2 separate regions of the Homo sapiens genome follow, and region 2 is linked to region 1. A link is a loop called in an ENCODE intact Hi-C map of the cell type or tissue named here. Cell type or tissue: HepG2. All regions are shown on one strand. Links, peaks and the distances in the headings refer to the core of each region. The heading gives the core; the rest is flanking DNA.

Evidence for each region. A loop is a pair of places that touch in the nucleus more often than their neighbours do. Peaks named below come from ENCODE experiments on the same cell type or tissue, not always from the same donor. Only the 100,000 strongest peaks of a DNase experiment are listed, where the experiment ranks them.
Region 2: it touches region 1 in a loop (5-fold over the local background); 1 of 110 quality-filtered maps calls a loop at or near these places.

What each region holds. Positions count from the first base shown.
Region 1 is chr5:30,499,169-30,510,980 of GRCh38, reverse strand. No RefSeq gene overlaps it. Among named protein-coding and RNA genes, the nearest start is that of CDH6, 690 kb to the left of the region's middle. In HepG2, for the core only: no CTCF peak of the experiment used is centred there; DNase peaks (open chromatin) are centred at 5,220 and 5,780; H3K4me3 peaks cover 433 bases.
Region 2 is chr5:30,615,490-30,627,301 of GRCh38, reverse strand. No RefSeq gene overlaps it. Among named protein-coding and RNA genes, the nearest start is that of CDH6, 570 kb to the left of the region's middle. In HepG2, for the core only: a CTCF peak has its summit at 6,624; a DNase peak (open chromatin) is centred at 6,621.

The DNA of each region.
Region 1 (11,812 bases), core at 3,721-8,720:
TACATGAAGCTAGAGGACATATGTTAAGTGGAATAAGTCAGGCACAGAGAGACAAATACCATGTAATCTGACTAATATGTGAAATCTCCAAAACTTCAACTTACGGAAGTAGAGCGTAGAATGATTGGTACCAGAGGATGTAAAAGGGATGTGGTGGATGAGAAGAGAGAGACAGGTACAAATATTCAGTTAGATAAAAGAAATAAGCTCTGGTGTTCTATTTCACAGCATGGTGACTATAGTTCATAATAATGTATTGATATTACAAAGTAGCTGAGGAGATTTTAAATGTTCTCATCATAAAGTAATGACAAATATTGTATTTGAAGTGATGGATATTCTAATTAGCCAAATTGGATCATTCCACAATGTATACATGTACTGAAACATCACGTTCTGCCCTATAAATATATTCAATTATTATTTGTCAATTAGGAATAAAATAAAACCTAAAAATAAAAATAAATACAATTTAAAAGACCAACAGTAACAAAATTTCCTGGGGGTTATCACACAGTCTGAGGACTTTTGAGTACAGGCACTGAAGTTTTCTCTCCAAAGCTGGTCTGAGAACTGCCCTCTGAGGCTGCTTTATGCCAGAGGGCCTGAGCTCTCTCTCTACGGCCAGCTGTCTACCGTGGTTTCCAGTGCTGGCATTGTTCTGATCACCATGACTGAGATCTTGGAGTCATCTTTAACTCATCATTAACTCTCTAGTCTCCACAGGTGTCCTGTTCTAAACAAAAAGCAAGTTTACCTTATTTATTCCCTAAATATTTCTGATATCTTTCCCTCCCCACACACATACTTTTAAAAAATCTTTATCAGGCAGGGCACTGTGGCTCATGCCTGTAATCCCAGCACTTTGGGAGGCCGAGGTGGGTGGATTACCTGAGATCAGGAGTTCGAGACCAGTCTGGCCAACATGGTGAAACCCCATCTCTACTAAAAATACAAAAAATTAGCCAGGCTTGGTGGCACATACCTGTAATCCCAGCTACTTGGGAGACTGAGGCAGGAGAATTGATTGAACCTGGGAGGTGGAGGCTGCAGTGAGCCGAGATCCTGCCATTGCACTCCAGCCGGGGCAACAAGAGTGAAACTCTGTCTCAAAAAAAAGAAAAATCTTTACCACTTATTCTTACAATTTCAGTCTCATATCCCTCTGTAAATATCTTATTTCTTCTTCTTTTCTCTAACTGTTGCAGTTCATTCTAAATCTCTTTTATCAGACCATTCCTCATCAGAAATAGCTTTGGTGGTTTCCTATTGTCTATGGGATGAACGTCAGATTATGCCTTTGGGATAATCTCCATCATAAGGTCACTCATAATTAGATTTTGCCTGCTTTTGCAAAGTTATCTATACATACTGCAAAGTATTCCCTCAAGAATTCCATTTAGATAATGCCGTTTAAATGGTGTGTATGTGTATGTGTATATATCGTTTTCTCAACTAATTTTATTTCTGCCCCATTTTCCATTCTTTGAGTGTCCTTCTCTTCCGAGCTCATTATTACACATCTGTCAAGTTCAATCCAAATGCCACTTTCTTTTTAATTATTTCCTATTTATGTATCACTTGATGTAAGTATTTTATCAAACTCTTCTATAGTACTATTGTGTGTGTGTGTGTGTGTGTAAACAGAATATTGATGTGTCGAAGTCTCACCTCTTCATTTCAATTGTAAACATTAGAAATGGGAAGCAATATTGTAGACTTCCTTGTGTTACCAGCATCACTTAGTCTGATATTTTGAATTTCTTAATATAATATGAGTCAAGGGAATATTTGTTTATTCTTTAGCCCTGATTCTAACCTCCCATAACATTCTACTCTGTTAGAACCCAGAAGATAAGTGTACACATAGCATTCGTTGTTTGGGTTGCAAATGAAAGCAGATATTTTATTCAGCATTAGTATTTTTAAATTCATTTACTGATTTTGATGCCTATGTCATCTTTGAACATTTTGAGAGCTTGTCAGCTCTCCCAATTTCTTCCATTAAAATGCCACCAAACCTTTAATGCATATATCCTTCAATTTGAATGCACAAATGCTTATTTTAACCTTCTCTTTGCCATTTCAAATCCAAGATTTTTATATACAATTTAAATGGGGTATTTTGATAAATGACTTATTATAACTTGTTTATTGGTTAAACTACATAGAAAGTCCATATATTTCCACTATATCTCTATAACAGATTGGTGCTTTAAAGAACCAAAATCCCAGTAAAAGCAAACAAAAACAACACCAACGATTTGTTTTGTATCATTTATTTTCAATGTGCTTTAATTGCACTGGAACTTTAATCGAGCTGTAATTGCACTTTATTGCACGTATTTGTATGAATTAAAAAATACTTGAAGCTGAAATGTGGTGGATGAAACAATTTCGTGCATATCGTGAAACAGTTACCATAAAGAAAAGTTTTATCATTGCTTTTTATAGTATCACTATCATGCACTTTAAAAGTTAAGTTTGCAATCCAATCACATTTTATTCATCTGTGCTTTTCATTTTGTTTATCCTCTCTCTCACCCCAGAACTCCTTATTCAATCCCAGCTCTTCTCTATGCTATTCTGTTCTGGGAGTTTGAACCTTAGAGATTCTGTCAGCTCCTTGTCCTCTGATTTTCCGTCGTGTTCAGCCAATGGGAGGTATGTGATGGAGATGACAGCTAGGAGGAAAGACTGGTCTGGGTGTTAATACTTACTGCTCTCTTATTCTGTGAGTGGTTCTCTTCCTCCGTGCCTTCAGCTCCTATTGGCTGTTCGCTTCCATAGATCTCTCTCTGGCTGGGCAATCATAAACACTGCACTCTCTTTTAGCCCTTTCAGCTCAGGGAGCTATTGGCTTTCTGCTGTTGCTATTTCCTTGCTGTTTCTCTAGCTTTTCTTGGTGTCCTTAACTTCATCCTCACCTCCATGTATAGACACCCCCTATGAAATTTGTTTCAGTTAAACACTTTGAAGACCATTTGTTTCATGCTGGGCCTTTAACTCGTATATCATCCATGTGAATTTATAAATCAGTTTCTTTTATGTATCTTTAATATACAATATGTGATATGAATGATGATCAACTGGGAAACAAATGAACTGTTTACTAAATACAGTATGTGAGATTAGTTCCCAGACTCAACCCTCACATCTTGACTCTACAAATGCCAAGAAAATGTAATGTTTGCAAAAATGTTGAGTTCAAATTCTTAGGTAAGATGAAAATCTCTCCTATTATTAATTTATATCAATATATATGACTTTGTTGACGTGGGCTGGCATTCAACTTTATTTTTAACACTGAGACAGTCTACCAGTAAAGTTAGTTACTGCCATATACTTAGGTGAGAAAAGGTGCTACTACTGAGATAAGGTTAACTGAATATGGGCTTTCAGTTTAAATATTCTCATTTTCATAGCTCTCTATCTATTACATTTTGTTATGATCAATCTAAAATTTATCTAAGAATATTATTTATTTATTTATTTTTCTTTTTCAAAATGTTACCTCTTTCTAAGCTTGGTATGAGCATGCATAATGACCAGATTTCTTAAGGTCCTACAATTCTTGTTTGTTTCTTCCACATTTATGTAATTAATGGGCCATCAGGTACTCCCTGTAAGGTTTTAGTAGATGTAGCATTATTTTCCCAGGTCCAATATTTGCAAAGCAATAAGCAGTTTATTGGCAATTTCTAACAAGAAACAATTCCTAAAATGTTTATATATTTGGTTCATGGCGATAGTTGAGATCTGTTTGGTATGCACAGCCATTAATATTTTCATAGCCAGGCACGAATAACAACTGTTGAAAAGAGTCTGCCAAAACAGGTTATGTTTTAGCTTAAGAAATGAGACTTATAACTGAGACAGCAAATGGCCTTCAATTAATGTTGAAGTATTTAATTTACATTTTTGTCGTATTTATTATAACCTGTGAACTATAATAATGATGACTGATGCTTTATTGAAGTCTACCCTGTGTCAGATGTTTATTAAGTGTTGTTTACATCACCCTGTTTAAATCTACTATTTTAGCATATATACTAATGAAATCCCCAATTTTAGGAAAAGAAATCAAAAGATTAGAGTAGTTCAGTAGTTCAGTAACATGCCCAAAATCATACAGCTGGTAAATGGTGGAGAAATATTTCAAATTAAGCCTGTGATAACCCAGAATGTCATAGGTTCTCATAAGCACTTACTTAGACCTTTCCATATGCTGGTAAGTTAAGTTGTGGCATAATCATAAAAATATTAACATAATAATTTGGAGCGCATTTGACCAGAATCAAGGTAGTTAGGTAAGTATTAAATATATTAGACACATAATTTATTTTTATTCCATGTCAGACAAATAGAAATAAAAGAATAAGAGAACATCCTAATTGAAAAATAATCAGTATTCTTTCTAGCTGTGTCAATTTTTCATTACTATTCAAATATTCTTTTTCAAATTGTAATATATAGGTCATAGATAGCATTTGCTATTTCTATAGAACTGCAAGTTGCTGCCTCACTTTTTTCTCCTCTAGCTGTTTCATTTCTGGAATAAAGGTCTTTTGCAATATCAAGATCATCTCATATTCATTAGAAAAAACATGTGATATTGTAAATGTCATTTATGTCAGCAGCAAGTTATTTTTTTTTCTATTTGCGCTTATGTAGGGCTTTAATTTATCATGTCATCTACCATCTGGTTCTCAGGATAGATTTTTATTACATTTTAATAAAGAGCATATTGAAGAAAGTAATTTTTGTTGCTTAGTAAAGTATGCAAGCATTTACTTTTTTTTTCCTGGTAACCTTTCATTGATAATTATTTGTCATTTAAACTTTTGGTTAGCCTATTTTATGTTACATAGAAAACCCATGTGAAGGTCTTTGAAGTATGTTTAGAGTCATATAAGAGACCATATCAGATACAAAACATCTACTAGATAAAAGTTATTTATTTAATATTTCAAATTTATTTTATTTTTATCTTTATGAATCTTGGAATAATTAAATATGTTTGGAGGGAGAAAGATGTAGTGAGTACATCCTAGCACATTTTCCTTAGATATTTAAGAATTTTTTTCAAAGTTTTTTTCAGCCAAAGCATAATAGTCCTAAAAGAGAAGGCCTTTTCCAAATCCATTACTTATTGTTCCCCTAATGAGAATAATCAATATTGACTCACCCCAAAGGAATCAGGATTAGATCATCTCTTTGACATTGGAATTTCCTGTAAACAGTAACTCCATTGTGAACAATCTATGGATGGATTCACAATTCTAAAGTAGGAGTTTAGTCACTGAAGACCAGCCATATTTTATTTTAATGCATCTTCTTCTATTATATATTATTGGCTTATGAAAAAGCGTGTGTCAGGGTCTTTTTTGTACCTAGAAAATATTCATTATAGCATTTCTGGACCCTAATGCAATGTCATCTTTTCTACACAGATGAAATGTCTGGTATCTCTATATTCTGAACTTCAGTCTTCCCCAACTGTGAGGACAAAACAATTATCTAGTTAAGGAAAAACACCAACAAAAGAAATATGAGCAACATTCAGAGGCTGCCTTGGCTTTATTTTTATTTTTCTAAAGGTAAAGAAACCAAAAAGAGAGCTCAATCTCTGGAACTTCTGATACATTTTTCATACACTTCTTATTTGCTTTCAGTTCTGGAATACCGTGAGACAGTCAGATAGACATTGGTGAACCTTTGATCTCACTCTATTTAATTAGGGAAACCAACAGGATCTTTTATGTTTAGAGGCCAGCGATGTGTAAAAAGCCATGTATAATGTGAAGCCTGACAAATTGTGGTGAGTATTTTTGGACAGCAGACTTAGCAGTCCCTTTGTTGTCTGTGCACTGTCAGCTTTTGACTCAAAGAGAATGGATTAACATAAAAAGAGAATCCTCCATCATTCCCCGGGCATGCCTGGAAAGCATGAATCTGCCTCTTTTGATTTTTTTTTTTTCAGAGCTAGGTCAGGTACAATATAAAATCATCTACAATTTATAGCTTTCAACTTCTTTTTTAAATGGCTTTAGATAGGCAGCTACTCAATGCCTCAGTTTTTCCTGAGATAAAACAATATCTATCCCCTCTGTATCTTATAGTAGTCTTCCAAGGATTAATTCATTAGTGAATTTCAATTACTTTCTGTTCCTCAATTACATTATCACATATTACAATATATTAGATTTAACTTATACATAACCTCCAGGGGAGACATGAAAACCACTCTTTTTAGGAAATTTCAATACAAGGTATAACTTTAAAGTAATGAGTTTGACTTTTTTCAGGTAAAGAGAAGTGTACGTGATATTTACTTTTATGGTACCTGAAAACTGCAGGCAGTACAGCTGTTTCAGCCCCTCGTAATCACTGTTGAAAGATTCAGGATCTGAGCTCATATGGTCCTTGAAGTCAGGCAGCTTTATGGCTTGGTCAAGCTGAGATTTTATAATCTTTGTCCTTGCAAGCTACCCTGTTCTCTGGTCTGCTCTCCCGGGGACACTTCCCATAACACCCCAGGATGTTCTGCTCAATCCCTCCGTTATTGCCAAGGAGTAAATGCTGTCTCCAAAACACTGACAGGACCTAGCGGCCTCATTCCCTGGAATGGCCTGGAGACTCCCTTTAATCTTTCAATGGACACAATGCTTAAAGTTCAGATTTTTTAATAATACTTTCAAAAACTCCACTTGCAATAGAGTCAAAAATCCCACCTCTGTCTTCAATCTAGGTAACTTCACTATCATGCAGATGACTCTTCCCCAACCATAGTTTTTATCTGTGATTTATTTCAGCACCCTGTGCTGTGAATGCATATGATCCTTGCAGAAGTAAGGGAAAAAAAGCTTGATATTGATCTTGACTACATGTCACTTCTTTTGTACTCTTCTCTCCCTCGGTTTCCAAACCTAATCGAAGAGAAGCAAAATAGGTGAAGACTCCTTTTGTTACAACGCATTAGAATTTCATGTTATCCAACCTTGGCTCAGCTTTCCATGATGTGTGCAAACTGCCAGCACTTTCTCAGGAATTTCTACACATTTGCTTTCTTGACAAACCCTATCCTCCAGCCACACCATCCTTGCATAGCTAGAATTTCTTACTACATTTACATTGTTTCTCCTTTTTCACTATTATTATATCCCCAATTTATTTTCTGTAATATTATTTGTGATACCCTCTTCATCCCCAACTTCTGTTGCCTTTCTCCATTAAGTATTCTTGGCTTCTTTTATACTTTTACATTTTTAAAAATAATTGTCTCTGCTTACATTTTGCCCAAATTGATGTTATTTAGTTCAAGTCAATGTGTATTTTTCAACACTCAGTGCAAGAAAATAAATTTCTTATGTATCATAGGATATACAAGTAACTCAGAGTATTAAAAAGTCTTTTGTGGATCTGGCTTACACATTAAACAGGACTTACTTCCTTTCTACATCTCTGAATATCTTGAAATACTAACGGTATATTTTGTATTTCTCCTAAAACACTTATTATTCTTTGGCTTTAGGCCCTATCACAAAGTGGAACTATACTGAAGGTCAATAATGACCTTCCTTGTACAATACTTTAAGCTCTCTCTTTGAATAATATTGTTTTAAATTATCTCTCTACTGCATGTGACACTATAGGAGAAAGGTTATATTTAGCACGACAGTTGACCCTTGAACAACCTGGGTTTGAACTGTGTGGATTCACTTATACACAGATTTTCTTCTGCCACTGCCACCCTTGAGACAACAAGACAATTCCTCCTCTTCCTCCTCCTGAGCCTATTCAACAGGAAGATGATGAGGCTGAAAACTTTTATGATGATCCATTTCCACTTAATTCACGGTAAATATATTTTTCTTTCCTTATGATTTTTGTAAAAACATTTTCTCTCTCTAGTTTGCTCTATTGCAAGAATGCAGTATATAATACACATAGCATAGAAAATCTGTGTTAATCAACTATTTATGTTATTTGTAAGGCTTCTGGTGAACAGTGAAATATTACTAGATAAGTTTTTAGGGAGTCAACTGTTACACGTGGATTTTTTTACTGTGTAGGGAGTGGTACTCATAACCACCTAACCCTCTATCCCCCACGTTGTTCAAGGGTCAATTGTTCTTTTTTTTTTCTGAAAGGGTACACATTCTTACCTTTTTTTTTTTTTTTTTTTTTTGACACAGGGTCTCACTCTGTGCCCAGGTTGGAGTGCAGTGGCATGATCATAGTTCACTGCAACCTAGACTTACTGGGCTCAAGTGATCCTCCCATCTCAGCTTCTCCTTTATCTGGGGCTACAGGTGCACATCACTTTACCTAGCTAATTTTTTCATTTATTGCAGAGATGGGGTCTTGCTTATTGTGTTGGCTGATCTTGAACTCCTAGACTCAAACAATCCTCCCACCTCAGCCTCCCAAACTGCTAGGATTACAGGCTTGAGTCACAGATGCCTGGCCAGGTGCACATTCTTGAATCTGCTATTATTGCACTGACCATTCCCTCTCAGCTTTTCTGTGGTTTTCTTATTGCACAATCTCTTCCACTGGCATATTTTTTTCTAGGACACTTGTCTGTGTTACTGATTCCTTCCTCTCATTCTAAGTGTTTTCTCCAGATTTTATCAATGTCCTCATGAGGCTTTGTTTAGAGGCTTTATATATGTTTCCTTGGACTATCTTCCCAATTTGGATTATATCCCAGTGTTTGTGATTTGCAGTGTGGCTTTTCATAGGGCATTTCCAAAGAGTCTGCCTTAATCTACCAGTCACTGAGCTCCTGCTCCAACTTGAGCTCATTATTTTCACAGAAATATCCTTCACCCATATTCAGTGCTGCATTAGTGGTATTATTCCAACCTATCTAGTAGAAATCATTTGCCCCTTGCAGCAAACACGATTCATCTACTACAAAGATCTGGTATGCTCACACTCAAAATTGTTTCATTAAAAAAAATAAAATAATCGATTAGATCAAAGTCACATAATTTTTAAGCTAAGAGATTTGATCATTAATGTCCCCATTGTTTAGTTGAGAACACTGTTGCTTCTGGAGGGGGGAAAGCATGTCTCTGTGTTAGTGACTAAATAAGGTTTAAACCAAGTTTCGCTTTCTCCCAATCTGATAAATCTATTGTTTTTTCTACTGTCATAGTTTATTACTTCATTCTTATCTTCCTAGAGATCATCTAATAGATCCTTTCGTCCACCCTCTTTGTTTGGTTTATCAAACATTTATTTGATACCTCTTAAATGTCCTAATTAATATATTCTTACTACACTGCTTATCTCATAATATTTCTACTTGTTAAACAAAAATAATGACTCCACAGCTTTTTAAATACAGCCTGAATTCCTTAGAGAGATGATCTATGACCTGGTCCCAAGTCTTCTTTTCAGTTTAATTTGCTGCTACTGTTCTCAGGAGCTCTACACAACAACCTCATAAAAATATGCTCTTTAATGAGATCATATGCTCCTCAGGGTCTAATGTGCATCTTCCAATTCGGCAAAACAGTTTACATTCTTTCATTAAAGTGAAGTGTGGACACAATTATAGCAACGTGGATAAAATATCATGCTTTTTCCAGTTTATCTAGAAACTGTTTTCAGAACACAGTTCTGGGTTTGAATTCTGACCCTGACACCAATATTGTGACCTTAAACAAGTACTGTAACAATGCTGACTGAGCTTTTAACCAGTGGTAAATGACATTACTGCTATTTACTTTTCCAGACCAGTGCGAAGATTAACCAAGATGAAGCATGTAAAAACCTAGCTTTGCTATTGTTACTAGGAAAAGAATTGGTACTATGAGGGAAAAAAGAAGAGGAGTAGAGGACAAGGAGGATATTGTATATTATACTGTTATCAAGAGGTCCTGTATATTAGTATACAGTATATTAGTATACAGGACCTCTTGCCCTATTTTGAATTCGTTTTCTTACTCCTAGTATATTGTTTCTAACCTACTAACATACTTTTGTAGATTTTGTTTGGCAGAGTATATGTCTCACACCTGTTTTATTATCAGTGACTTAAATCCAGGGAGAAAATTTCATTTAAATTTGAATCTTCTTCAACACCTAATACCTCATCCTGTACCCAGTAGGCTGTCAATAAATACTGAAATAATTAATGCTGGGTGGCTCAGAGGCCTGCAGCTGTTTTAAGAGAAGGGCCATGACACAGGATAAGGCTCTCAGCCTATGCAGTCAGAACGCTTTCTCTTCTACCTCACAGCCTCTGGTGCTAGATATTAGAGGAAGCAAAATCAAGCTGACCATAGAACAAGGGGCGGTTGGCACAGTCTCTTGATTTGTGGTTGTTAGGCAACACTTTTCTTAGATTTGTTAACTGAATGAAGATAAAAATATTGAATTCTGCTAGTTAAATCCAAATAGACTAATGCTTTAAGCACAAATATAAAAAATTAAAGACTCTAAATGTATTAATTTGAGTACATAAGATTGTTTTTGCAAGAATTAACAATTATTGACAGTTCAGGAAGTGGATTGTGTTTATTCATGTATATATACCTGACTTTGATGCATATATAATATGCATTTAAATATATGAAAGTAGCATTTTGTCTTGGAATTCATATCCTTATGCTTTTATTTAATGAAATTGGGTTTTTAGAAAATATCTCTGAGATTTAGACACAAATCCCACTTTTTATATCTTCAACATTGATTATGCCTAAAATGTGACTCATAATTTTCAAAAATTATATTGTGTAGGTTTTGTCACATATAGTCTCTTCAACTTGAGTATATGTATTGCAAGTTTTCAAATATAAAAGGTCATAGTTTCAAGAAAAATTGTTCCTCAGTAAAAATGCTTTGAGTGGCAAATAAGAGATGCATGGGAAAGCAACATATTTGCTGAGTGAATTATTAGAGATCTGTATAGATTAACTTCATATTTAGTAAGATGGATTTACTCAACATCTTGCTTTTACAGAACGGAAAAAAAAATGGAATTCCTTTCCAAGATGAACGAATAGGAACAGCTCTGGTCTGAAGCTCCCAGCGTGATCAACACAGCAGAAGGGTGATTTCTGCATTTCCAACTGAGATACCTGGTTCATCTCATTGGGACTGGTTGGACAGTGGGTGCAGCCCACAGAGGGTGAACCAAAACAGAGTGGGGTGTTGCCACACCCAGGAAGTGCAAGGGGTTGGGGGATTTCCCTTTCCCAGCTAAGGAAAGCTGTGACAGACTGTACCTGGAAAATCAGTACACTTCTGCCCAAATACTGCACTTTTCCCATCGTCTTAGCAACTGGCAGACTAGGAGTTTCTCTCCCATGCCTGGCTCGGCGGGTCTGATGCTCACAGAGCCTTGCCCAGTGCTAGCACAGAAGTCTGAGATTGACCTGCAAGGCTGCAGTCTAGCTGGGGGAGGGGCATCTGCCATTGCTGAGGCTTGGGTAGGTAAACAAAGTAGCCAGGAAGCTCGAACTGGGCAGAGCCCACCACACCTCAGCAAGGACTACTGCCTCTATAGACTCCACCTCTGTGGACAGGGCATAGCTTAAAAGACAGCAGACAACTTCTACAGACTTAAATGTCCCTGTCTGACAGCTCAGATGAGCAGTGGTTTTTCCAGCATAGCATTTGAGCTCTGAGAACAGACAGACTGCTTCCTCAAGTGGATCCCTGACCCCTGTGTAGCCTAACTGGGAGATGCCTCCCAGTAGGAGCCGACAGACACCTCATACAGGTGGGTACTCCTCTGGGATGAACCTTCCAGAGGAAAGATCAGGCAGAAATATTTGCTGTTCTGCAGTATTTG
Region 2 (11,812 bases), core at 4,116-9,115, 120 kb before region 1:
AGATCACTTGTTCATAGGCAGAACAAGCGTTTATAGTTTCTCCTTCCTGAGCATACATTATAATGAGAATAAAGGAGTTTTTAAAGTGAAACAGCAGAACAAAAGAAGTGTTTAAAGTAGAACAGTAGAATGAGGGAAATCATGTGTAAGAGGAGTGTTGGGGGAAATGGAATAGAAGAAGAACAGCTGGAATATAGAACATGCACATAGCAAAACAACAGGGCTCCTGATTCAGCTGGATGGTGGAAGCTGAGAAAGAAGTTAGGTAGGAAACAAAGCACTGATGGAGGAAACCTCCACGACGTAGTAGACTCTCCAAACAATTACATGAAGAGAACAGAGAAAGATGTTTACGTTTTTGCCAGAAGAATGCAAACACACACATATTTATGAATGATTTCTTACAGAAATGAAAGTGATTATGAGATGATGCTTCAGCTAATGTATTTGTGCTGCAAAATAAAGCCAATTTTTGTTTTACTTGTGATACCTTCACGTAATAGCTGCCCAACAATGAATTCCTATGCAAATCCTGCCAGTCAGCAATATCCAGTAAGACACTGAGAAATGCCAAAAACCTTTCCATTGCTTCATTCTTAAATTAACAGGATAAGAAAGAACACTCCTAAGAAAAATTAGAAGAAAAAACAAAGAAGAAAAGACCAAAATAAGCAGAAAACAGACCCTGTGCAAAGAGAGACAATTAAGAGAACAGAAATAAACTTTTTAAAAATCTTGTGATCTCAGCAAAATTTGAGATGTTATATTTGGGAAAAAGCAAAAATTAAAAATAATTAATAAAAATGTAGTATAAATTAGTTTTTTAACTCCCTAAGTCTATGATGGAGTAAAAATACAAAATACCAAAAAACTTGTTCAAGAAAGAACATATCATCATAACATACTACTTGACGGTACATTAAATAATATTTATACATTCATAATAATGTATATTTTAGTGTATTAACTTTTCAACATTTAAAAGTAATTAATGGGCAAAGGTCACATCAAATTATGATTGTGGAGAATGTAAATTCTATCCTTCATGTTGTAAACTGGTGACAGAACAATATATTTGCTAATATTTTTATTTTATAAAATGTCAAAGACAATGGAGCATCAAGACAGGGCCACATGAGCATATTATTTAGAGATTTGAAAATAACCATAGAAAAATGGAAATACATACTTTATAGGAGTTCTTCAAGTGGGGTTAACAAAGTGAACAATGGAGAAAGAAACCATTGTCCTTTATTTTAAGCCAATGCAATTTTAAACTATGTGCATGTATTACTTTAATAAAAATAATCTATGAAATTTACAATAACATTTAGCAAATAGATTAGAATATGGAATATTTCTCAAAACACTTCAGAAAGATATAAGAAGTCTTGAGGTCTTTTTCTTTTAGAGATTGCAATTGTTTTGTGCTGTCTTTTTAGTATTTCAAATTTAGTAAAGCTTATTATACTATGAATTTTGAAAGTAGACATATTCCCTAGTTATTTTTGCGTGCTCAGACTTTTGCAAGAACTTTCCATAGAGCAGATGCTCAAATGTAGGTGTCTCAGTGATTGGCTTTCTGTGAGGAGAGCAGCAGGACCTAGACCAAACCCCCGGCATTTTTGTAACAAATAAACTACAATACTGTTAGTTGGCAGTAGTAATATACTATAAGTTGAAAATACCAAAAAAATCAGACACTCAAGTGTAGACACTTTCCAAAGAACAGGCCCTCAAATGTTGCTAATACATCAAGAAAACATGATCCATTGAGATCATATTAATATTCTTTAAAAAATCTATTTACCTAAATTAATAATAAAATAATAGGGACTATCTTTCTAAAGTGTGCACAAGATTTTCCTTTTGAAGTTCTTTCTTTAAACCATACACACTAAACACATATATGAACACCCAAATATATATTATGTATGAATATGGATATCAATCATGTGCTATTTTTCTGTGTATTAATGTCAGCCGTAGATCAATTTTGAAAAAAATTTCAGAAGAAAGGTAACTGAGCTTCCTACAAAAACATATTTGAAATTTTGTAGACTCTCATTCATGCACAGGAAATATATTGTCTGACGTTTACTTAAATTAATTATTAACATTGATCTCTCATTCAAGATAGAGACAGATGAATGGATCAATAGTGATTCCAATCAAGAATTCTTAAATGCAGCCTGGATTCTCCCAAAAAACTGGTTCTTATCATTATTTTTTGCATGCTTACTTACACATATCAATGAGCATAAGTGTATCCTTATTTCTTTTAGTTTGTTCTTTTTTGGGAATGCTTGTATTATTCACTATTAATGATGATCGCTTATCTTCTTTTGAACCCTGAAGAGTAATAATCATGGGTTTCATGTACTTTTGTCTCTATATCGTCTAATATTAGAGGTCGGAGTTTTGCCAAATTCTAAGCCATCCTTTATTAAGATGTTAAGCAGACTTGCCTAAGTGAGATGAATCATAGATAGTTTTGTCTTTTAAAATACATACTTCATTTGCTCAGCATCTCATGACAGGATATTTTTTAACCATGGTGAGATAGTGAAGATAGTAGCAAGAACATACTGTCAGGATTTAAAGGAAAAATCATTTTCTCACTAAGCCATCCAATCTAGAACAGTCTTGTTCGATGGGACGTGCATGCAAATCAGGTCACTTACTATTAACTTTTATATTTCCTGAGGACTGCTTGTTTGACTCCTAATTTGTATTCCTGCAAGGCTATGACTTTCTGAAGGAAATTCTGCCTCTTGTTAGATGAGAAGATTGACGTAGCGAAATAGTTTGCAATAAGAAAGAAGTCACCCTTTGCTCTGAACACAAATTAACCTTCAGCATAATTTCTAAGCTCAGCAAAACTTGTATACATTGTTAAAAAGTATGTGTACAGGTGAAATGCCATAATTTTTAATTCTGTCTGGTCCTGGAGACAATCACCGTGAAAAATGAGTAAAAAGCCTGTTCTGGAAGAAATTTTTAGTTTCTCTAGATGCAGGAATGAATATGTGAAGTGTCTGAACACATGTTTAGATTAAGATTATTCTCATTTCTTCAGAACTTAATAAGAGAACTAAATAATCCAGAACATAATATCAACTTTTGCTTTCAACTCCTAGACCTGTTGAAGAAGTGTGAAAACTAGTTAAACAATTCTCAATTTCTATTCAATAAACAAACTTAAATAGAATTCAAATATCCACACATGTACTCTTACTTAGAAAAAATATTCACATTTACTCTTACATAGACTAAATTGGCTCTTAGAAGAAAAAATGTCCAATAGAAACTTTTATTATAATATAGAAAGCACATGCAATTTTCTCAAATGTGGGTGTCACGTAAGCAAACATAAAATATGAGAGTAATTGCAAATGGGAAGAAAAATAATACGTATCAAGAAACCTATACTTTAATCTTTAAGAAAAAAGCTACTGCATTTCCATCATAAATAAATAAATATATATACACAGTATATATATATGTAGAATTTAAAAATCTGAGTTAATGCTTAATTAAGCTAACTAATCAGTTTGTTTCTTAAAACATTCTTATCAGTTGATATGTTTTTATCCATGGATGTGTCAATGATTTGGCTTATTAAAAATGGTCAGTTTTTGTAGTTAGGATTTTCTTTCTTTTTTTTAATTATTATTATACTTTAAGTTCTGGGATACATATGCAGAACGTGCAGGATTGTTACATAGGAATACACATGCCATGGTGGTTTGCTGCACCTATCAACCCGTCATCTACATTAGGTATTTCTCCTAATGCTATCCCTCCCCTGGCACCACAACCCCTGACAGGCCACAGAGTGTGATGTTCCTCTCCCTGTGTCCATGTGTTCTCATTGTTCAACTCCCACATATGAGTGAGAACATGCAGTGTTTGATTTTCTATTCCTGTGTCAGTTTGCTGAAAATGATGGTTTCCAGCTTAATCCATGTCCCTGCAAAGGACATGAACTCATCGTTTTTTATGGCTGCATGGTATTCCATGGTGTATATGTGCCACATTTTCTTTACCCAGTCTATCATTGATGGGCCTTTGGGTTGGTTCCAAGTCTTTGCTATTGTGAACAGTGCAGCAATAAACATACATGTGCATGTGTCTTTATAGTAGAATAATTTATAATTTATAATTGCTGGATCAAAAGATATTTCTGGTTCTAGATCCTTGAGGAATCGCCACCCCATCTTCCACAATGGTTGAACTAATTTGCACTCCCACCAATAGTGTAAAAGCATTCCTATTTCTCCACATCCTCTCCAGCATCTATTGTTTCCTGACTTTTTAATGATAGCCATTCTAACTGGTGTGAGATGGTATCTCACTGTTGTTTTGATTTGCATTTCTCTAATGACCAGTGAGGCTAAGCTTTTTTTCATATGTTTCTTGGCCACATAAATGTCTTTTTTTGAGAAGTGTCTGTTCATACCCTTTGCCTAGTTTTTGATGGGTTTTTTTTCTTGTAAATTTGTTTAAGTTCCTTACAGATTCTGGATATTAGCTCTTTGTCAGATGGATAGATTGCAAAAATTTTCTCCCATTCTACAGGTTGCCTGTTTACTCTGATGATAGTTTCTTTTGCTGTGTAGAAGCTCTTTAGTTTGATTAGAACCCATTTGTCAATTTTGGCTTTTATTGTCTTTGCTTTTGGTGTTTTAGTCATGAACATTCTATGCTCATGGACAGGAAGAATCAATATTGTGAAAATGGCCATACTGTCCAAAGTAGTTTATAGTGATATCCCTATCAAGCTACCATTGACTTTCTTCACAGAATTAGAAAAAAAACTACTTTAAATTTCATATGGAACCAAAAAAGCACCCACATAGCCAAGATAATCCTAAGCAAAAAGAACAAAGCTGGAGGCATCATGCTACGTGACTTCAAACTATACTACAAGGCCGCGGTAACCGAAACAGCATGATACTGGTACCAAAACAGATATATAGACCAATGGAACAGAACAGAGGCCTCAGAAATAATGCCATGTATCTACAACCATCTGATCTTTTACAAACCTGACAAAAACAAGCAAAGGGGAAAGGATTCCCTATTTAATAAATGGTGTTGCAAAAACTGGCTAGCCACATGCAGAAAACTGAAGCTGGACCCCTTCCTTATAGCTTATACAAAAATTAACTCAAGATGGATTAAAGACTTAAATGTAAGACCTAAAACCATAAAAATCCTAGAAGAAAACCTAAGCAACACCATTCAGGACATAGGCATGGGCAAAAACTTGTAGTTAGGATTTTCTATATATAGAGAAAAAATACAGTAGTTGGTAGAATAGTCAGAGTCTTTTAATGTAAAAGCACGGAACCTAGCCATTTCTAAAATATGAATAGATGAAATATTCAAAAAAAGTGAATAGATGGAAAATTAATAGAACCTCAATTCAAGGAATTTTAAAATTTAAGGTAAATTGCCAATTATCTAGTTCTATTTCCTTTTACTATCTATTTTCTATAATTTCATATATAAAATCATAGTATATTCTCTTTGAATCTGGTTTTTTTCACTCAGCATAATATTTTTAGATGCATTCATTATTTTGCATGCATTAGTCATGTTCATTTTTATTGTTGAGTAGTATTTTATATCATGGTTAGACTGTGTTATATTTGTCCATTTAATCATTTATGAACATTTTAATTGTTTCAAATGTTTGAGAACTATGACTATAACTGTCTTGAACATTAGGGTACACATGTGTCTGTGTGTATATGTTTTCCTTTATCTTGTGTAAATATATAAAGGTGGAATAACTGGGTTGTATGGTAAGTATACATTTAACTGTTTAAAAAATTGCTTAACTGTTATCTAAGGTGATTTTGCCATTTTACATTTTAACCAGAAATGTACAAGAGGTATTGTTGCTTCACATCCTTGGAAAAAGTTGAAGTTGCTACTAAAATTTTACAAATTTTAGCCATTAAAGCATGTGTGTAATGATGCATAATTTTACATTTAGTTTGCATTTATTTGATGAGGAGTGATACAATTTTTTATTGGTCATCTGTATATTTTACCCTGAAAAGTATCCATTTAAATATTTTGAGCCAGGGTTTTCATCTTGTAACTGTTAGTAGATGATCCTTTAGTGTCCAATTTAAGAAATCTCTTTCTGGATATAAGCAACATGGTAGACTAAGAAGCTATAAGCCCTCCTTTCCTCACAGAGACACTGAGTAAAAGAACATGTGGACCAGAGCACCTCTATGAAAACTCAAGAGACCAGCTGAGAATCAATAACATCCAAGCTATTATAAAACCAAGACAGGATTTCAGCAAAAAGAATAGAAAACACATAGCATTTGGTGAGCTCATTTGAGCCCCTCTCCCTATTCAGCATAGCATGATGCAATTGATAGGAAGCCTTTCATACTGGGAATCCTCTCTTGGGATGAAAACAGAGGAATGGACACACAGTCAACATTCTGGGCTGGTCTGAGGGCTGCTGAAGGGATTAGTTGCTGCCTGTCTGATTCAGAGCGTTAATTGAACCTGCACCAGAGTTTAGAAGCTCCTGAAAACAGACAAGCAATACACTACAGGTATAATTCCACAGGCAGTCATGAGAGGGAGCAACAGATCAGAAAAGGTATGAAATGTCCTAGAATCTTCAGCAAGGGTGATTGGTGAAGCTCTTCCCTTGCATGAAACCAGAAAGCAAAGCCTAGGAGCGATGGTTGTTTTTACACATGCCCAATCCCAGTAAAATATAAAAACATGGCATACAAAGGGGCAAAGTAATAAGTCTCAATAAAAGAAATAAAAAAAAACTTCAGAGACTTACTCTAAAGAAATTCAGACCTATGAGCTGTCTGACAAAGAATTTAAAACAACTGTTATAAAGATGCCAAATGAGCTAAAAGAGAACCCAAATAGACAACTAAACAAAACCAGAAAAATTATCCATAAACAAAATGAGAATATAAGAAAGAGACAAAAACTATAAAAAAGTAACAAATAGAAATTCTGAAGCTGAATAATGCAACAACTAAACTGAAAAATTTCTTAGAGAGGTTCAACAGCAGACTTCATTAGGCAGATAAAAGAATCAGTGAGCTTGAAGACAGTTAAAGTCAGAGGAGCAAGAAAAATGAAGGAAATCAGAGCTTAATGGACTAATGGGGCACTGTCAAGGAGAACAATGTAAGCATATAAATCACATAAAGAGAAGAGAAACAGAAAGGAACAGAGAAGTTATTTGAAGAAATCATGGCTGAAAATTATAAAATCTGAGGAAAAAAATAGACATGCAGATTCAAGAAGCTCACATAATTTAAATTATAATAAATCAAAAGAGAAACATGCCAAGACAGGTAATCAAACTGTTTAAAGTCAGAGACAAAGACAGAATCTTGAATGTTGCAAAAAGAAAACAATTCACATTCAAGGGAGCTCCAAAAAATTATCAGCAGATTTCTTAGCAGAAATTTGCAGGATGGTAGAGGGATGATATATTCAAAGTACGGAAGAAAAAATGTAAATCAAAAATATTGCATGTAGCAAAACTGTGTTTCAAAAATGAAGGAGAAAGTGGCTAGGTGAAGTGGCTCACACCTGTAATCCCAGCACTTTAGGAGGCTGAGGCAGGCAGATCCCCTGAGGTCAAGAGTTCAAGACCAGCCTGGCCAACATGGTGAAACCCAGTCTCTACTAAAACTACAAATATTAGCTGAACATGGTGGCACATGCCTGTAAGCCCAGCTACTCAGGAGGCTGAGGCAGGAGAATCACTTGAAGCTGGGAGGTGGAGATTGCAGTGAGCCAAAATCGTGCTGCTGTACTTCAGCCTGGCAACAGAGCAAGACTCTCTCCTCCATGCCCTCCCCCACAAAAAAAGGAGGAATGAATGGCTTCCCAGATAAATAATAGCTGAGGTTGCCACTAGGCCTGCTGTACAAGAAATGCTAGAGTCCTTCAAATTTAGACAAAAAGATGATAGACAGCAATAGGAACCTGTATGAATATATAAGTTTCTCCAGTGAAGGTAAATGTATGGTCAAATATAGTAACCTGTACTATTGTAATTTAGTGAATAGAATTTAAATGATAAAAAAAATTTTAAATTTACATCTATGTTCATGGATATATAATATATAAAGATGTAATTTTGACATTGATAACATAAAGTGTTTGTGTGTGGAGTAGCTGGAGCTGTGAAGGTGTAGGTTTATTCCTAGAATTCAAAGATGGCTCAACAATTGGGGTAATACAGCACATTAGCAGAATGGAGAAAAAATTCACATGATCATCTCAACTGATGCAGAAAAAACATTTGACAAGATTTAACAACATTTTATAAAATCTTTCAACCTAATTAAGAATACAAGGAAAGTACCTCAACATAATAAATGCCATTTCTGAAAAGCTCACAGCTAACATCACAGTGAACGAAGAAAGTCTGAAAGCTTTTTCCTATGTTCCGGAACAAGTCAAGGATCCTGGCTCTTACCATTTCTTTTCAACATAATGCTAGAGACTCTGGCCAGAAATATTAAGCAATAAAAAGAAATACAAGATATTCAAATTGGAAAAAAGAAGTTAAATTATCTGTTTTCATAGATGATATAGACTTATATGTAGAAAGTTCTAAAGACTGAAAAAAAAACCTGTTAGGACTAATAAATTAACTCAGTAAAGTTTCAGGATGCAAAATCAACATGGAAATCGTTTTCTTTTTATACACTAAAATGAACTTTCCAAAAATGTAATTAAGAAAGCAATTTAATGTGCAATAGGATCATAAATCATAAAATACTTAGGAATAAAAATCTAACCAAGGAGGTATAAGTCATGTATGTTAAAATTATAAAATATTTTTGAAATAAATTAAAGAAAACAAATAAATGAAAAGCATTTTATGTTTATGGATTAAAAAAACTTAATATTCTTTAGTTGTCCATACTACAAAAAGAGATGTACAGATTCACTACAATCCTTTTCAAAATCACAATGTCATATTTGCCACATAAAGAAAACATACTGAAAATTTAAAAGGAGTCTCTAGGAACCCCAAAATACCAAAACATTTGAAAAAGAACAAAACTGAAAAGTTCACATTTCCTAATTTCAAAACATATTACAGAGCTGCAGTAATAAAACAGTGTAACACAAGCATAAAGACAGATAAATAGAACAATGAAATATAATGGAGAGTTCAGGAATAAATCCTCAAATATATGGTCAAATAACCTTCAACAAAAAAATCTTAAGACCACTCCTAAAAGAAAGGGCAGGCTCCTTAACAAATGGTGTGAGGAAAACTGAATATTAACTATAAAACAATAAAGCTGGACTCTTATTTAACAACATATAAAACCTAACTAAAAATGGATTAAAGACTGCAACGTGAAACCTAAAACTACAAAACTCCTAGAAGGAAACAGAAAATCTTTATGACATTGAATTGGCAATGTTTTCTGGATGTGACACCAAAAGCACAGGCAATAAAACCAGCAATAGACAAAGTGAGACTACAACAAGCTTTAAAAAATGTGTACATCAAAGGACACAGTCAACAGAGTGAAAAGGCAAAATATGGAATAAACTAAGGCATTTTAGAAGTTACATATCTGATAAAGGGTTAATTTCTATAACGTATAAATAACTCTTACAACTCAACAAAAAATTGAATAACCTGGGAGTGTAAATTAGTTCAATCATTGTGGAAAACAGTGTGGAGATTCCTCAAGGATCTAGAACCAGAAATATCACTTGACCCAGCAATCCCATTACTGGATATATAACCAAAAGATTATAAATCATTCTACTATAAAGATACATGCACATATGTTTATTGCAGCACTTTTTACTACAGCAAAGGCTTGGAACCAACCCAAATGCCCATCAATGATAAACTGGATAAAGAAAATGTGCCACATATACACCATGGAATACCATGCAACCATAAAAAAGAATGAGTTCATGTCCTTTGCAAGAACATGGATGAAGCTGGAAACCATCATTCTCAGCAAACTAACAGGAATAGAAAACCAAACGCTCCATGTTCTCACACATAAGTGGGAGTTGAACAATGAGAACACATGGACACAGGGAGGGGAACAACACATACTGGGGACTGTGAGGGGTGGGGGGAAGGGGAGGGAGAGCATTAGGACAAATACCTAGTGCATTTGGGGCTTGAAACCTAGATGACAGGTTGATAGGTGCAGCAAACCACCATGGCACATGTATATCTATGTAACAAACCTGTACATTCTGCACATGTATCTCAGAACATAAAGTAAAATAAAATTTTTTTTAAATGGGTAAAGTGCTTGAATAGGCATTTCTACAAAGATGATGTACAAATGGCCAACAAGCATAAGAAAAGATGCACAACATCACTAATCATCAAGGAAATGCAAATGAAAAGTACAAAGGGATATCACCTCACATCCTTTAAGAATGGCCATTATCAGAAAATTCTTGAACAAAGTGTTCATAAGAATGTGGAGGAAATTGGGGCCTTTGTGCATTGCTGGTGGGATTCTAAATAATGCAAATACTATGAAACACAGTCTACCACTTCCTAAAATTAAAAAAAAATAGACCTACCATATGATCTGGTTTGGATCTGTGTCCCCACCCAAATCTCATGTTGAATTGTAATCACCAATGTTGGAAGTGGGGCCTGATAGAAGGTGATTGGATCATAGGGGCAGTTTCTCATGGTTTAACACCATCCCCCTTGGTTTTGTCATGGCAAGAGTGAGTTATTGCACGATCTGTTTGTTTAAAAGTGTGTAGCACCTCCCCACTCTCTCTCTTCCTTCTGCTCTGGCCACGTGAAGATGTGCCATCTTTCCCATCCCATTCATCTTCTGCCATGATTGTTAGTTGCCTGAGGCCTCCCTAGCCATGCTTCCTGTACAGCCTTCAGAACAGTGAGCCAATTAAACCTCTTTTCTTTATAAATTACTCAGTCTCAGATATTACTTTATAGCAGTGTGAGAAGGAACGAATACACCATATGATTCAGCAGTCACACTTCTGAGTGTATATACGCTAAAGCAGCAGTCCCCAACCTTTGTGGAACCAGGGACCAGTTTCATGGAAGACAATTTTTCCACGGATGGAGGGGGGATGGTTGAGGGAAACTATTCCACCTCAGATCATCAGGCATTAGTTAGACTCTCATAAAGAGGGTGCAACCTAGATCCTTTGCATGCACAATTCACAATGGGATTCATGCTCCTAGTAGAATCTAATGCTGCCATTGCTCTGACAGGAGGAGGAGCTCAGATAGTCATGCTCATTCACCCACCACTCACTTCCTGTTGTGTGGCCCAGTTCCTAATCGGCCACACACTGGTACCAGTCCATTGCCCCAAGGTTGGAGACCCCTGTGGGAACCCCTGCCCTAAAGAATTTAAGGCAAGATCCCAAAGACATATTTGCATACCCAGGGTCATAGAAGCACTATTCACAATAGACAAGAAATGGAAGTATTCTAAATATCCATCAGTTAATCAATAAAGAAAATGTGATATATGCATACAGTGGACTATTATTCAGCCTTAAAAAGGAAGAAAATTCTATCACATGCCACAATGTGGATGAACCTTGAGGACATTATGCTAAATGAAATAAATCATTCACAAGGAAACAAATATGCATAATTCCACTTATATAAAGTATCTAATGTAGTCAAATTCATAGAAATAGAAAGAACAATGGTGGGTGGCCATGGTGGCTCAAGGTCTATAATCCCAGCACTTTGGGAGGCCAAGGCGGGCAGATCACCTGAGGTCAGGAGTTCAAGACC